Linked DNA regions of Homo sapiens: region 2 is linked to region 1. A link is an interaction called in ENCODE POLR2A ChIA-PET data of the cell type or tissue named here. Cell type or tissue: CD4-positive, alpha-beta T cell. All regions are shown on one strand. Each heading gives the region's core, and the rest is flanking DNA. Links, peaks and the distances in the headings are about the cores only. Region 1 has its middle 5.9 kb from the start of PRKCA. Region 2 overlaps PRKCA (protein kinase C alpha).

The links. Peaks named below come from ENCODE experiments on the same cell type or tissue, not always from the same donor. Only the 100,000 strongest peaks of a DNase experiment are listed, where the experiment ranks them.
Region 2: POLR2A ChIA-PET joins it to region 1 with 11 read pairs; 10 of 35 experiments call an interaction of 5 or more read pairs at or near these places.

Annotation. Positions count from the first base shown.
Region 1 is chr17:66,294,060-66,299,444 of GRCh38, reverse strand. No RefSeq gene overlaps it. Among named protein-coding and RNA genes, the nearest start is that of PRKCA, 5.9 kb to the left of the region's middle. RefSeq lists a cis regulatory region at 2,818-3,258. In CD4-positive, alpha-beta T cell, for the core only: no CTCF peak of the experiment used is centred there; no DNase peak of the experiment used is centred there.
Region 2 is chr17:66,393,752-66,399,136 of GRCh38, reverse strand. All of the region lies in intron 2 of PRKCA (protein kinase C alpha), which reads right to left. PRKCA-AS1 (PRKCA antisense RNA 1) reads left to right here. Exons shown (of 4, transcript NR_110822.1): 4 at 919-1,068. Among named protein-coding and RNA genes, the nearest start is that of PRKCA-AS1, 20 kb to the left of the region's middle. In CD4-positive, alpha-beta T cell, for the core only: no CTCF peak of the experiment used is centred there; no DNase peak of the experiment used is centred there; H3K4me3 peaks cover 17 bases; H3K27ac peaks cover 910 bases.

The DNA.
Region 1 (5,385 bases), core at 109-5,108:
TTTTTAAATTCACACCAAGGTACCACATGGGTTAATGAAGGCCCTGGTTGGTTGTGATTACAGTTGATTGATTCCAGTTGGTTGTGTCTCCACTGAAAGAGCTTCTGTGGGCAGCCTCCCTGGAGTTTGAGGCTTGGGGACTTTGCTTCTAAGCAAGCCTTCTTCTAGGATCTCTTTCTGTCTCCTGTATCTCACAGCATCACTAGTCCCTCAATGGCTCAAGTTGAAAACCTAGGCATCATCCTTATTCTTCCCTTGGTCTTACTCCCATATCCAATCCATGAGAAAGTTTAATTGGTGCTTCCTCCAGGACAGATCTCAAATCTATCCACCCCCAACCCTAGCCTAAGCACTATCATCTCTTTCCTGGGCCACTGCAGGACCACTTAATTGGTCTTCCTGCTTTCGTTCTTGCCCTTCTCAATTTGGACTCCACAAGTAGCCATCTTTTAAAAATGTACCTGTTTAAACCCACTTTATGTCTTGAATAAATGGAAAGATATGCCCTGTTCTCATACAGGAAGAGACATTGAAATGTCAGTTTTTCTTAATTAAACCATAAATGTAACTTAGCCCAATGAAAGTAGAATTTTTTTAGAAGTAAACAAGCTAATTCAACAGTCCAAATGAAAAAAAAAGTAGGAATAAATATCCCACCAGATATTAATCAAGAACAAAAAGAATAACAAGCCCAAGAAAAAATAATGGCAAATGTCGTGAACAGATAGTTCTCAGAAAAGGAAATACAAATAGTTCCTATGATAAAATTCTCAACATGTCTCATAAAAAGATAAATGTAAATTAAGATCATATTGAAACCCCACTGTGACCTAAGAGTTGGGCACACATAAAAAGTGTAAGGAACACACTGTTTCATTAAGGGTGTACAGAATCAAATGGTTTCATACATCATTAGCGGGATTGTAAATTGTCGCACACAGACATGATACAGAGCAATTTGGCAATAATTGTCATTTAAAAATGTATCAAACATTTTGATGCATGTACTTTTAAAAGGTTGATACATTTTATAAATGTAATCCTAGCACTTCCACTTCTATAAATGTATCTTGCATATATAAACGCACGTGTACATGAAGGCATATGTATAAAGGCAGCACTGACTCCAGTAGCAAACAATTATTAAATGTCTATCCACAGGAGATTAGTTAGATCAATTATGCATTCATTTGCTAGAATTATTTGCAGCTGTTTAAAAAATGAGATTTTTTTTTTTTTTAATTATATGTACTGATATAGAAATATCTTCCAGATGTATGAGTGAAAATGCAAAATGCAGAAATGTGCATAGAATGTTAGCATGTATGGGTTTTTAAAAAGATTATATATAAATATACATTTAAAATATCTGGGCTGGATGCAGTGGCTCATGCCTATAATCCCAGCATTTTGGGAGGCCAAGGTGAGAGGATCATTTGAGCCCAGGAGTTTGAGACTAGGCTGGACAATATAATGAGATCCGTGTCTACAAAAAATACATAAAAAATTAGCCAGGCATGGTAGCATGTGCCTGTAGTCTCAGCTACTCAGGAGGGCTGAGGCAGGAGAATTCCTTGAGCCTAGGAGATTGAGGCTACAGGAGCCAAGATTGTACCTCTGCACTCCAGCCTAGGTGACAGAATGAGACCTCATATCTAAATAAATAATAAATGAATTGCTTTTTAGCCAAAGCCATAATGCTTGAATTCTTTGAAAATTTCAAATCTGCCGGGCGCGGTGGCTCATGCCTATAATCCTAGCACTTTGGGAGGCCGAAGTGGGCGAATTGCCTGAGTTCAGGAGTTCAAGACCAGCCTGGGCAACATGGTGAAACCCTATCTCTACTAAAATACAAAAAACTAGCTGGGCGTGGCAGCATGCGCCTGTAGTCCCAGCTACTTGGGGGGCTGAGGCAGGAGAATTGCTTAATCCCAGGAGGTGGAGGTTGCAGTGAGCCGAGATTGTGCCACCACACTCCACCCTGGGCAACAGAGCGAGACTCCATCTCCCAAAAAAAAAAAAAGAAAATTTCGGATCTAAAGGACCCACCCAAATAATCCCCGTATCTTTTCATTCGTGACTAGTTTAATTGACATGGGAGAGGGTATTAAGATCGTTCATAATGCTTCCCCAAACCTTGCTGGGGAGAAGTATCTGGCCATGCACATTTCCTGAATTTTTTAAACAGGAGCCAGTGGCCTCTATCATCAATAGGAGTTAACATATTGAAGTTTTTTCTTTTTTTTTTTTTTTGAGACGGAATCTCACTGTGTCACCCAGGCTGGAGTGCAGTGGCGAAATCTCGGCTCACTGCAAGCTCTGCCTCCCGGGTTCATGCCATTCTCCTGCCTCAGCCTCCCGAGTAGCTGGGACCACAGGCACCACCCACCACGCCCAGCTAATTTTTTGTATTTTTAGTAGAGACGGGGTTTCACCATGTTAGCCAGGATGGTCTCGATCCCCTGACCTCGTGATCTGCCTGCCTCGGCCTCCCAAAGTGCTGGGATTACAAGCGTGAGCCACTGCACCTGGCCTGAAGTTTTTTCTAAAAAAAAAAAAGAAAGAAAAAAAGAAAAACTTTTATAAATGAATTTTTTGAAACATATATAAAAAGTTTCAAACAATGAATCTCATTGAATCCTTGTCACCCAGCTTCAACAATTATCAAATCGTGAAGAATCCTATTTGATCTATCTCCTTCCTTATCTCTTTATCTCTAGATAATAAAACCTTGAAATAAAACCACCGTGAGGAGACTCCTGGAGGTGATGCTATGTTCCCTGTCTGTTGGTTTCACAATTACGCACATATAAAACTCATCAAATTGTACACTTTAAGTATGTGCAGTTTATTGCAAATCAATTATACCGCAATAAAACCTTGAATTTGTTGAAGGTTATAAAGAGCTAAATACAGCAAAACGAATAAGCAAACTAGAAGAAGACTAGTAGAAGAACCAGTTGTGTCTCTACCATGGCCTTCAGCTGACTTTGCCTGGAGGGCCAAGATAAGCTCACTCTGTCCAGTAGATGTGAGGCTGAAGTTGAGTTACTTTCCAAAAACTGAAACATGACCCTTCAGCTCTGTAGCAGACACTCTGCTAGTCCCAGGAAAACAAAATAAAGACGATACGCTCCCTGTCACTGAGGAGCTCAGGTCTTTCTGCTATAGCCCAAAAGGAGAAAGGTTTAGCCTGGAGGGGAGTCTCATTTTAAAAAGTACAATAGATTGGGAGGCCAAGGCGGGCGGATCACGAGTCAGTAATTGAGACCCTCCTGGCTAACATGGTGAAACCCCGTCTCTACTAAAAATACAAAAAAATTAGCTGAGTGTGGTGGCAGGCGCCTGTAGTCCCAGATACTTGGGAGGTTGAGGCAGGAGAATGTCATGAACCCGGGAGGCAGAGCTTGCAGTGAGCCAGGATTGCACCACTGCACTCCAGCCTGGGCAACAGAGCAAGACTCCATCTCAAAAAAATAAAAGAAAAGAAAAAGCATAATCGAATGGGCAAAAGCAAGTAAATTAAAATGAAAAGAATGCCATTTATTTCTCTTATCCCTTGAAAGACATTAAACAATTAGATGCCCAATCCAATTTAGAACCCCCAGCCAGATGTTTTGATCCGCCTTTCGTCTTCTTTCTTCCTCCTAACATTCACTCTCATCTCCCACATTCTCAGCAGGCTTCCTGAAGTCCCCTTATGGCTGGGCTGTGGTGGCTCATGCCTGTAATCCCAGCACTTTGGGAGGCCAAGGAGGGTGGATTCCTTGAGGTCAGGAGTTCGAGACCAGCCTGGGCAATATGGGTAAGCCCCGTCTCTACCAAAAATATAAAAAATAGTGAGTCTTTAAATAAATAAGTCCCTTTATTTACCCTCGCCAAAATAGGTTCCTTCTTCTACTCATAGCAAGATCAGTGTTTACGCCCTCTCCTCTCTTTTATTATTTTTTGTACTCTTTATTATATATGACTTTCGACAAAAAATCCCTCCACTTCTCTCTTTAAGGTAAGCCTTCCATCCTTGTTTTATAATTTTGCATCATAAAAAGTCTAGGAATTAGTTGTAAACAGGATAGGTTAGAGTGGGATCAGCATCTGAGCAGAAAGAAAATGCTGGCATTACCAAGATTCTCATCCACTCTTTCAACAATGAATGCTAAGTCCCAGAATACCAAGATATTATTTGTATATTATATATTGACACAGTCATGAGCAAAACATAGTCCCTACCTTTGTATAATTTGTGTTCCCTTTGGTGATTGGCATGGGATAGGGATCCTAGCAAAATTTAACTTATCACATTTGTTCACTTATATTCATTTATATAATAGCCATCTTTTTTTTTTTTTTTTTGAGATGGAGTCTCGCTCCATCACCCAGGCTGGAGTGCAGCTGTGTGATCTCGGCTCACTGCAACCTCCGCCTCCCGGGTTCAAGTGATTCTCCTGCCTCAGCCTCCCGAGTAGCTGGGATTACAGGCACCCACCACCATGCCCGGCTAATTTGTGTATTTTTAGTAGAGATGAGGTTTCACCATGTTGGCCAGGCTGGTCTCAAACTCCTGACCTCAGGTGATCTGCCCGCCTCGGCCTCCCAAAGTGCTGGGATTACAGGCGTGAGCCACCATGCCTGGCCAATAGCCATCATTTAATACACATGAGCAGCCGGGCACAGTGGCTCATGCCTGTAATCCCAGCACTTTAGGAGGCCAAGGTGGGCAGATCATTTGAGGTCAGGAGTTTGGGACCAGCCTGGCCAACATGGTGAAACCCCCACCTCCACTAAAAATACAAAAATTATCTGGGCATGGTGGCATGTGCCTGTAGTCCCAGCTACTCGGGAGGCTGAGACAGGAGAATCGCTTAAGCTGGGGAGGCAGAGGTTGCAGTAAGCCAAGATTGTGCCACCACTCCAGCTTGGACAACGAAGCGGACCCTGTCTAAAAAACAAAACAAAACAAAACAAAACAAAAAACACATGTGTAACTCCCTTCAAAACATTGATCCTGTTTTAATTTGGATGGTTTGGTCAGGCGTGGTGGCTCACGCCTATAATCTCAGCACTTTGGGAGGCCGAGACGGGTGGATCACGATGTCAGGAGTTCAAGACCAGCCTGGCCAAGATGGTGAAACCCGTCTCTACTGAAAATACATAAAAATTAGCCAGGTATGGTGGCAGGCACCTGTAATCCCAGCTACTCGGGAGGCGAAGGCAGAGAATTGCTTGAACCCGGGAGGCGGAGGTTGCAGTGAGCCGAGATTGCACCACTGCACTCCACCCTAGGAGACAGAGCGAGACTCCATCTCAAAAATAATAATAATAATAATTTGGATGCTTTATGCTATACACAGTAATGGAGTAAATACTGTGGGACTGTGTACATGC
Region 2 (5,385 bases), core at 235-5,234, 100 kb before region 1:
ACAGAGCAAGGCCCTGTCTCAAAAAAAAAAAAAAAAGAAAAGAAAAGAAAAGAAAATGCTGTCTACCACATGGTGCATCAATATCCACAGCATCATTCCTCTGTGCTTTCTACAGCCAAACTGCCCATATATTTCTTCTCTAAATTGGATCTTAATCTACATGAGAAAATGCAGAACCAGTAAATACAAAAATCGAGCATTAAATAAAATTAAGTATCTCAAACGAGAAGTTCGATTTTTAAAGTAAACATCATCACTCTGTCTGCCCAGTGCACTAAAATCTCTGGAAGCTTTTAGCAGCAGCAGGATCCTAATTGCATAACCTTGTTTCCAATGAGTGAGAAATTATGCTATAATTTTACTTATCAAAAGAACATATGAGTAGCGCGACGCCACCCACCTCCCCATCATCCATCTGCCTTTCTCGTTCATTAATTACATATGCTTCCGACTCTTCCTTTCTGATTACCCTGAACACTAACACTCTCCAAATGGGGACTGTTCCCTCTCTGTCTTGCTTCCAAATTGTCTGATTAAACCACACTCCTCACAGCTTCTAATCCTACAGTTACCCAGGGAGCTTTCCTTCCCCAATCTTACTCTCTCCACACCAAAATGCCTTCCTCACTCCAACTATCACTTAGTTCTTTGCCACTTAACTTTTTCAGCTAATCTTCCAAATTAGCCCATCACCAACTTTGATTTTTCTCCTAAGATGTTTAAAGCCATCATGAGCCACTATTCACTTCAAAAGTGTGGTTGGGTTTTGAGTCTATTATTGTATGACCACCACCTTGTTTCTTCAGTTTCCCTCTAGGGGTATAAATCGTGTCTGCATGTGGCAGATAGAATCTGTGGGCTGGAATCTTCATGGTTTTAAGCGTTACTCTGATTTTAGTCTGTTTCATTTCCTTCCAGGTCTCAGAGATATTGAGCTTGGACTTCGACCATGGGTTCTGGAGTCCATTCAATTCCCAGCCTTGGCCATTCCTGGCTGTGTAATTTCAAGGAAATTACCTAAACACTCTGAGTTTTGATTCTATCGTCAATAAAATGAAGGAAATGCTAGCATTTGCCATGTACATTGACATAGGGATTAATCATGGAAATAAAGAGTTGAGGTCCATGTCCTGGTACAGAGACTCAAAAAATCCTCAGTGATGGTAGATGCCAGCTCCCTTGGGGAAGGAAATATGATGGCTCTACTTCTTTGGAGTTTAGACGATGTCACAGAGCCTTATCCTGAGGAGCTCCCTGACTCTGCAGAGGCCATGAACAATGTCACAAACAGAGTTGGACGACAGTGGTGCCATCAGGATGCAGGCATCAGCACTGTATCCTGAATAATGGTACCATTAAGAGTAACTCCCCTTGAATGGCTCACACCCCCCATGACACATTACAGACTACACATCTTGATGTTACCACAAATCTCTAGAGGCCCTTGATGTATTCAAGTCTTCTGTGTAATAAGTCACAAAACTAGTGCTGAACTTAGCTGAGTTGGAAAAAAAAAGAAAAAGGGCAACGACAAACCACCTGTGACCCAGGCACCCAGCATCTCTCAGTAAGACATTTGCCCTTAAGTCAAAGGCAAGAACTCCAAAAGACAAGCTAAAAAAGAAAAACAGAAAACGTTTTTAAAGATATATCTTTTCTTCCTTAAAGTCCTGCATCAAAATGACACATCCACCATCTAACAAATTAATAAATTCCCTTAAAATTATAAATCCAGCATGGTCTAGACTGTGGGGCAAAAGGCACTCACACCCCAGGGGTGAAAATGTAATCTTGCACTAGGTTTTTAGAGGGTAACTTGGCAACAAATATCAAAAGCCCTAAAAAAAAAAAAAAAAAAAAAGTCTACACTGGGGCCGGGCATGCTGGCTCATGCCTGTAATCCCAGCACTTTGGGAGGCTGAGGGAGGTGGATCACCTGAGGTCAGGAGTTCGAGACCAGCCTGGCAACATGGAGAAACCCTGTCTCTACCAAAAATACAAAAATTAGCTGGGCATGGTGGCAGGCACCTGTAGCCCCAGCTACTCGGGAGGCTGAGGCAGGAGAATCGCTTGAACCTGGGAGGCAGAGGTTACAGTGAGCCAAGATTGTGCCACCACACTCCAGCCCGGGTGACAGAGACAGACTCTGTCTCAAAAAAAAAAAAAAAAAAAAAAAAAAGTCTTGATTGTTTGACTGAATGATTGCTTCTACTAGTTTTTACTGCAATAATTAGATATTCATATAAATATGTATGTAGAAAGGTATTCATGGCAGCATTACTTATAATAATGAAAAATAAAAAACAACAATAGAGGGTGAATTAAAGATTAAATTAATGACAGGGCGAGGCATGGTGGCGGGTGCCTGTAATCTCAGCTACTTTGGAGGCTGAGGCAGGAGAATCACTTGAACCCAGAAGGCAGAGGTTGCAGTGAGCGGAGATCGCGCCACTGTACTCCAGTCTGGGCAACAGAGCGAGACTCTGTCACGAAAAAAAAAAAAAAGAGAGAGAATGAATGACAGAACATTCACAAGGAAAAATATTACACAGCCATTTAAAAGCTAAATTCTTGAAAAAATAAGAAAATGTGAAAATACACATGACAAGTGTAAAAAGCAGCATAAAACTATGTAAAAACTACATTACCAAATACACATCTAAAGGTACAAGGAAAAAAAAGACTGTAAAGATATGGCATTATGGATGATTTATTCTCTTTCAAATTGGCTCCAAAGAACATATATGACTTTTACACGTGAAGGAAAAGGCAAATGATTTTTAGAAAAATTTTGCCTAGTGTTTGCTAGCAGTTTTTACCACACTCCTTCCCACAAGTCTAATTTTCACACACACAAAATACTCTAATGTTTTCCAAAACTTCCTTCATAAACTGACTCTAAACCAACTCCTGCATTTGCAGCTGAACCTGAAAAACTCAGATGGAAATTATTCTAATTTCATTCAACAAGTAGCATTTCACCCACCCAAAGACTGAGTAGGTGAGAGAAGAACCATACTTAGCAACCATATCCTTAGCTTTAAACTTAATAGTTACAATATTCAATTAAAAAAAAAAAACAGTTAAACCCATATTGAAATAATGCTAAAAACAGACATGCTGCCTGTGCCAATTATTTTCCCTAGTGGGAGACTTTCCAGGTTAAACATCAATGTTGGTGGAATTCCTTCCCATAATTAAGGAAAGAGTGAAAAAGAAGGAACCTGCAACACCTACTTTCCTGTACAGGAAAGAAGATCTCTGACAAAATGTAGGCCCTGGAAACCCCAAAGCCTTCTCTCAAAGACTATAAGGATCTCTCTCCACCGTCTCCTCCTATAATGTTGAAGGATTTCTCATTGCCTGTCCTTGGAGAATCCCATTCAGCGTGCACACAGCAAAACTGCTGTTAAAAAATCAGCTGAAATCTGGATTAAAATAATAATTTACCTTGATGTATGAGCACATTAGCAGCAAACAAAACACAACATAGATCAGTGGTAGGAACTGTTCCTTGTGCTTAGTTAACAGGACTTTTCTTAAAGATAACCATGCAATCTAAAGTGGACCTGTACCACCGCCCCCAAGCACTAAGTCTGTGCTAGCCAAAGCCACTAGCCAAGTGTGCCTACTGAGTATGTGAAATGTGGTTAATCCAAGTTGAGGTGTGCTCTAAGTATAAAATACACACCAGATTTAGAAGACTTAATGCAAAGAAAATGCAAAATATCTCAATTATTTATATATATTATAATGGTAACATTATGAACATACCGGTTATAAGTTACATTAAGTTAGTTTCCCTCACTCTTTACTTTTCAAAATGTGGCTACTAGAATATTTAAAATTGCACATCTTGCATTGGATCTCCATTCCACTCTGCTGTTCTAAGCCATCATCACATTGTTTATCTTCTTTAGAGTTCACATCACCATCTGAAACGGTCCTGTTGGTTTGTGGGGTGTATTAGTCCATTTTCAGACTGCTATAAAGAACTGCCAGTTCTTTATAACATAATTTAAATCATAGTGAGAGAAGAACTATACTTAGCAACTATATCCTTAGGTTTAAACTTAATAGTTACAATATTCAATTTAAAAAAAAGTTTAAACCCATATTGAAATAATGCTAAAAATAGTCATGCTGCCTGTTCCAATTATTTTTCCCAGTGGGAGACTTTCCAGGGTAATTTATAAACTAAAGCAGTTTAACCGACCCACAGTTCAGCATGGCTGGGGAGGCCTCAGGAAACTTACAATCATGGCAGAAGGCGAAGGGGAGGCAAGGCACCTTCTTCACAAGGCAGCAGGAAGGAGAAGAGCCCAGCAGGGGGAAAGAGCCCCTTATATAGAACCATCAGATCTCGTGAGAACTCACTATCACAAGAACAGCATGGGGGAACCTGCCCCAGTGATTCAACTACCTCCACTATGTCTCTCCCTTGATACATAGGGATTATGGGGATTACAATTCAAGATGAGATTTGGGTGGGGACACAAAGCCTAAATATATCATGGGGTTTACTTATTATGGGTCCCATCCGCCCCAATACTACAGAAGAAAAGCCCCTTTACAACAGGATTTCACTGTCCTATCCACTGTCAAATACTCAGCACCTAGAACCCAGCAGGTGTGCCCGATGTCGTGATTAGGGAATAAATGATGAGTGAAGATTATACATAAATAACCACACTGCCATCGGTGAGTCTCATCCCCCAGTGAGCCAGCTCCTCTGCTAAGCCAATACTTCGGAAGTGAATCTTCCCCTGCCAATCCATCCTGACTTTCTCCCTAACTGTGCCCAAGCACACCTCATGGGTCCCACCTTGGGCTAGTGCTGGGTGTGGAGGTGTGAGATGAGCACCCAGTTCCGATCCTGGCCTGGGACAGCTAAGCTTAGCCATGTCACAGCTTCTGTGGGCCTCTGCTTTCAAAAAAAAGACATTTCTTTGTGGTAAAATGCTAAACTAAGACTCCTCTAGGAAGAACAGAGCTGCCTTTTCTAAGGCTTCTCCCTCAGAACCTCTTGCCCCTTATTTCATGTGTCACTCTTTCTTTTTTTTTGAGACAGTCTCAGTCTGTCACCCAGACTGGAATGGGGTGGTGTGATCTCAGTTCACTGCAACCTCCGCCTCCCAGGTTCGAGCGATTCTCGTGCCTCAGTCTCCCGAGTAGGTGGGATTACAGGCGTCTGCCACCATGCCCGGGCCAATTTTTGGATTTTTAGTAGAGATGGGCTTTCACCATGTTGGCCAGGCTGGTCTCAAACTCCTGACCTCAAGTAATCTGCCCACGTTGGCTTCCGAAAGTGCTGGAATTACAGAAGTGAGCCACCACGCCCAGCCAAAGGTATCCTCTTTTAAAAGCCAACCCTCACCCTCAGGG